2 separate regions of the Homo sapiens genome follow, and region 2 is linked to region 1. Evidence: read pairs that join two places in POLR2A ChIA-PET (ENCODE). Cell type or tissue: Caco-2. All regions are shown on one strand. Links, peaks and the distances in the headings refer to the core of each region. The heading gives the core; the rest is flanking DNA. Region 1 overlaps SLC35A1 (solute carrier family 35 member A1). Region 2 holds the start of LOC124901354 (small integral membrane protein 30-like).

Evidence for each region. ChIA-PET counts read pairs that join two places held together with the same protein. Peaks named below come from ENCODE experiments on the same cell type or tissue, not always from the same donor. Only the 100,000 strongest peaks of a DNase experiment are listed, where the experiment ranks them.
Region 2: POLR2A ChIA-PET joins it to region 1 with 7 read pairs; 2 of 35 experiments call an interaction of 5 or more read pairs at or near these places.

Annotation. Positions count from the first base shown.
Region 1 is chr6:87,485,869-87,488,685 of GRCh38, forward strand. The region is part of intron 2 of SLC35A1 (solute carrier family 35 member A1); the gene reads left to right. It also overlaps the pseudogene RNU6-444P. Among named protein-coding and RNA genes, the nearest start is that of SLC35A1, 14 kb to the left of the region's middle. In Caco-2, for the core only: no CTCF peak of the experiment used is centred there; no DNase peak of the experiment used is centred there.
Region 2 is chr6:87,072,545-87,075,361 of GRCh38, forward strand. It overlaps LOC124901354 (small integral membrane protein 30-like), which reads right to left and starts at 1,045. Exons shown (of 2, transcript XM_047419629.1): 1 at 1,024-1,045. The coding sequence starts at 1,045. In Caco-2, for the core only: no CTCF peak of the experiment used is centred there; a DNase peak (open chromatin) is centred at 1,507.

The DNA.
Region 1 (2,817 bases), core at 1-2,500:
TTTGCTCAATGTTGATTTGAGTTTTCTGGAGAATGAATACAGGGAAAGGAAAAGAAATTACTATTTAAATGGAAAAAAATTAAACTTCATTTAAAACTATGATTAAATGAAGTAAAAGCTTCTTCCTTTTTGCCCATTCTTTACACTGTGATAAAGTACAATAACTTTATAGGGTTGATACAAAGTATTATACTAGAACTTCAATTTTTTTGGAACTGTGCAAAGCTTAATCTCATTATAGAGCAGTCCATTTGGTGGTTTGTTTATTTAGTATGGTCTCTGATGCTGTTTGCTCAGTAATGTTCTTTGCTTAGTGAATAGTCTTGGCTAATTGTTAAAGTACATATATTATACGGGAGTGGGAGGTGGGGGCAGAAACTTATCGAAGTAGCACCTGAAACCATGTTTTGGTTATAATTAAGGTTCACTTAGATAATAACATACCACTGCCATATTCAAATCTGTGTTTCATTCCTTCCAAACATTGGAAGCAAATAGTCATTCTAAGTTGTTTCAAGGTATTGTTAATAAGATATAATGGGACAGTCAGGTTCACGCATTCATTTATTTAGTTAGAAAATACCTATCAAACCTCAATTATATACTCAACACTATTCTAGTGTTTTCACTAGAACACTGCAAATTAAAAAGGTGTAGTTCTGCCCTCATGGACTTATAGTCTGTTGGAGAACCAAATATTATAATAAATAATAAATAGGTGATGTTATGAGGGAAAAGTAGAGGGTGCTACAAACATGCATGATAGAGGGCCTGCATTTGGATTAAAGGGTTTCCTCTCTGAGGAAGTTACGTTTAAACCTAGACCTGTCAATTGAGTAGACTTTAGGCAAGAAAAGAGCAGAGAGGAGGCAGAGAACTGCGTGTTTGAAATCCCTGAGGCAGAAAAGTCCTTGACTTTGGTGCTGAGATGAAGCAGGAGAGGTCATCAGGGTATCACAGTAGTAGTATGGACCTGTTAAGGATTTTAGATTTAATCTGAAGTGCATTAGAAAAATCATTGAGTGGAGCCAGGTGCGGTGGCTCACACCTATAATCTCAGCACTTTGGGAGGCTGAGGCAGGTGGATCACTTGAGGTCAGGAGTTCAAGACCAGCCTGGCCAACATGGTAAAACCCCATCTCTACTAAAAATACAAAAATTAGCTGGGCGTGGTGGCACATGCCTGTATTCTAGCTACTTGGGAGGCTGAGGCAGGAGAATTGCTTGAACTTGGGAGGCAGAGGTTGTAGTGAGCTGAGATCACACCACTGCACTCCAGCCTGGGTGACAGAGCAAGACTCCGTCTCAAAAGAAAAAAAAGAAAAAGAAAGTCATTAAATGGTTTAAGTGAGGGACTAACATAGAACCCATGTTGAGAGTCACTTTGACCTCTTTGAGAATGAATTAGAAGTAGGGAAACAATAGAGGCAAGAGATAATCAGCTAGGATGACAGCACAGGTCACGAAGAGAAGTTAATGGATTTGAGTTATGCTCTGGCAGTAGAATCTGTAGGACTTCGTGATGGGTTTGGATAACCTGCTCCTAGGGGATATACAGGGTAGTTTCCTGTGAGCAACTGATCACATTTTTGTCAATTAATCAATACAATAACCTTGTTTTGTGTGTGCTTCAATCTAAAGACACTTTATTTAATGTACATTATTGATTAATTAGCATTGAACTCATGGCCAACAGCACTATAACATGCCTGAACAAAGCTTATCTATCACATGTATTTTCTCCATAATATATAGCATATCCTTCTTATACTTAGGAACATCAGACAGTGCGTCAGCCCTACAATGCTTGGGAGCCATTTAAACAAAATCACCAACACAAAGCACAAAAATGCAAAAAATGTGGTACTGAATAGATTGCACTTGTTTATGATCTGAAAGCGGAAACAAGGCAGAATGTTAACTTGTTCAGCGTCAGCCAGGAATGTGCACACTTGGTGAATCAAATTTTTTGCCACTCTGCACATGTCTGCCAATGACTGCAAGTGTTACCAGCATTGATTTGGGGGTTACAGATACATTTTAATGAGTGGAGAATTCACACGTACAGTCCATGAATAATAATAATCAACTATAGTAGGGGAAGGAAAGGGAGGTATCAGGAAGCATATCTGTGTTTCCTAGTATAAACAATTGGGTAGAGTTATTATTATTTTTGTTTTTTGAAACAGGAAAAACAGATTTGGGGGAAAAAGATATCAACAGTTTGATTTTGGGTAGGTATAATTTAAAGTTTTTAATGTCTTGAGACATCCAAATGGGCAGTTGGATTAAATGGGTCTGGAACTCAGAAGAGAGGTCTGGGCTAGAGATATAAATTTGGGAGTTCTTATCACATAAAAGTATTTAATCTCATGGAATTGGAAGACATTGTTAAAAAACAATGATCGTGTAAAAACAATCTTATTTGTAATGTCATTTGACTCCATGTACCTTAAAGATTGCTGTTTTCTGGACAGGATAACCAGAAACCCCAGGACTAATATAAAGAGGAACACATGATAGGTGTGCTCTGTTTAGAGAAATGGAAGGCAGCTTGTTTAAGAAACAACAAAGGAGTGCTTGCTTTGGCAGCACATAATACTAAAAATTTGGACAGTACAGAGAAGATAGCATGGCCCCTGTGCAAGGATGACATGCAGATTTGTAAAGCATTCCACATTCAAAAAACAAAGGAGTCAGTCTGGTACTGAGGCAGTGCCCTAGAACTTTGTAAGAGTTAAATTAAGCAGGCCAGGGTAGGTATAACTCAATCAAGTGTGCAAATTAGAATCTTCAGGTCCCAAGAATTTAAGCAGA
Region 2 (2,817 bases), core at 316-2,815, 410 kb before region 1:
CATAAAAATGTGAAGTGACATAACAAATAAATCTATCAGGAAATTCCTCTAATTTAAGTAAAGGCAAAACTCCAGGGACTAAAGACAATAATCATCGTTGCTTCTTTTTGCTGATGCTTAGTTCAAGATGTTTATTCAAGAGAGTTAAAGGGAAAAGAAATGCAAAATACAGGATTTTCAGGCAGTGCTTCAAAATTAAGACCTTAGGGAAAGCAGTTTCAAAAGCAAAAATAGATGCCACCAGTCCCCATTCTTATTTGAGATCTTATGCCAAATTAAATAGGGCTTTGATAATCATCTGGCACAGCAGTTCTCAATCAGTGATGCACATTAGAAACAACTGTGGAGTTTTAAAGTATACATAAACTTGGGCTCAAGCACTGGGATTCTAATTCACTGGGTCTAAGGTTCAGCACAACATCTGTCATGTTTAAAGTCTTGGATAAGTATATGATTTTTTTTTAATTAGGAAGCACATATCTAAAGGTAAGACCTCTCTGTTCCCTAAAGGAACAAGAAATCCTGCCTTCTATTCTCCGATTGAATTTGGAATCACTAATGTAGCCTCCATTTATCCATATGGGAAAAATGAATCAGGCCACCAAGTTCCCACCACCACAGAAAGAGTCACTATCAGAGCTGAAATGGCATCAAGGATTTTCTTTTTCTTTCTTTTCCTTTTTTTTTTTTTTTTTTTTTGAGACAGAGTCTCACTCACTCTGTAGCCCATGCTGGAGTGTAATCACAGTAGTGTAATCACAGTTCACTCCAACCTCCGCCTCCCTCCTCAGCCTCCTGAGTAGCTGGGACTACAGGCACATGCCACCATTCCTGGATAACTTTTGTACCTTTTTTTGTAGAGATGGGGTTTCATCATGTTGCCCAGACTGGTCTCGAACTCCTGGGCTCAAGTGATCCAGCTGCCTTGGCCTCCCAAAGTGGGATTTTCTTAACCAGTAATTGGTCCCCATTATTTGCAGCCAAGTATAATTATAATCATTAAATCCTGCTTATCAAAGTTACTTTTAGAACTATTTATGGTCATTATCTGGCTATGAACAGACTGTCAGTGTGTTCCTGGACCAAACTGAGGGTCGGGCTGCTATTTTTCGCAGCCCAATAACAAGATGCAGATGAACTGGGGAGGAAGAGAGTTTTTATTTCTGTGACCGATTACAGGGAGAAGGCCTGGAAATTATCATCAGACCAACTCAAAATTACAAAGTTTCCCAGAGCTGATATACCTTCTAAGCTATATGTCTACATGTAAGTATGCATTCATCTAAAGACATACGTGATTAACTTATTGTAATCTATAACTAAGGTCTGAGTCCTGAAGACCTTTCTCTGGAGCCTCAGTAAATTTACTTAATCTAAATGGGTCCAGGTGCTGGGGTGATTACCCTTATCTTGCCTCCTGCTAAATCACAGAGGTTTGAGGAGTTCCTTCAGATCCCCAATAAACTTGTTTGTGGAGGCCTGGGGAGTTTCTTCAGACCCACAATAAAACTTGTTTAACCCTAAATGGGTCCTAGTAAGAATTCCTTCATTATTTGGTCATGCTTTAAGGCCCAGGAAAGGCCTACGCAAAACTCTTCATGGGCGTTTGTTACATCCCAGCCTTTGTATAAGGGCGCTGGCTTTTAATATTTAACTTAACCACTCAGTCAGTGCTGAAACAGCTGTTAGTGAGGCCTGGCCTGCCACAAGTGTGAGGCAGTAGAACAGTGGCATTTCCTTTCTCTTTGTAGATGGGATAAAAGCTATGTGAAAATCCTATGTAATGTACCTCTGCCTGCCCTCACACATTCAAGCCACACCAGCTGGCTTTTTCTCACTCAGCATGTCAAGTGGCCTCTAGATGGGTTGGGCCTAAACAGACAGGAACATGGCCCCTGGCATGGAGCAGGCACTGGGGTGGGGACCCAGCTGGGGCCTGGGAGCAGTCCAATCTGGCTGGAAGAACATGTCCTCTACTCAGGGGAGGCTGGTCAGCATTAGGGAAGTCCACCATGGAGTAACAATGAATGGAGTCACATGGTCACCAAGAATTCAGAGGCGGTTGAAATCTGGAAATCCACCAAGAGCTAGACTTTCTTCATCTGGAAAGGCATTGAATTAGGCCCTATGCCTGCTTCTGAGTCTTCTTGAAACTAAGTAAAAGGGCAAAAAGCTGATTTGCACAAGATTCATTTTCTGCTCTAATAAGCATAGAAAATTATGTTAGATAAATGTTTAATGAGACTGAAAGTCAAGGAAGAATATGTCACAGGGGACTCTGATTAAGGAACATATAAGTAGCTTAATTGACTTTCTTTACTGATTTTTAAAAAATAAAAAAAGGGCCGGGTGCGGTGACTCACGCCTGTAATCCCAGCACTTTGGGAGTCGAAGGCAGGGGGGTCAAGAAATCGAGACCATCCTGGCCAAAATGGTGAAACCCCGTCTTCACTAAAAATACAAAAATTAGCTGGGCGTGGTGGCACGGGCCTGCAGTCCCAGCTACTCGGGAGGCTGAGCCAGGAGAATCACTTGAACCCAGGAGGCAGAGGTTGCAGTGAGCCAAGATCACGCCACTGCACTCCAGCCTGGCAACAGAGCGAGACTCCATTTCAAAAAAAATAGTAGTAACAGAGATAATTATTTTACTAACCTCCTTACATAGATTGACAGCAAAACTTTCCTTAGAGTGGCACACCAGCCCCTTTGTCACCTGGGTCTCACATCTTGATTTAGCCATGACTCCCACAGTTCCCAGCCCACAGCACTGAACCCCTGTGCAGAGTCCTAGACTACTTCCTCCCTCACTCCATGCCT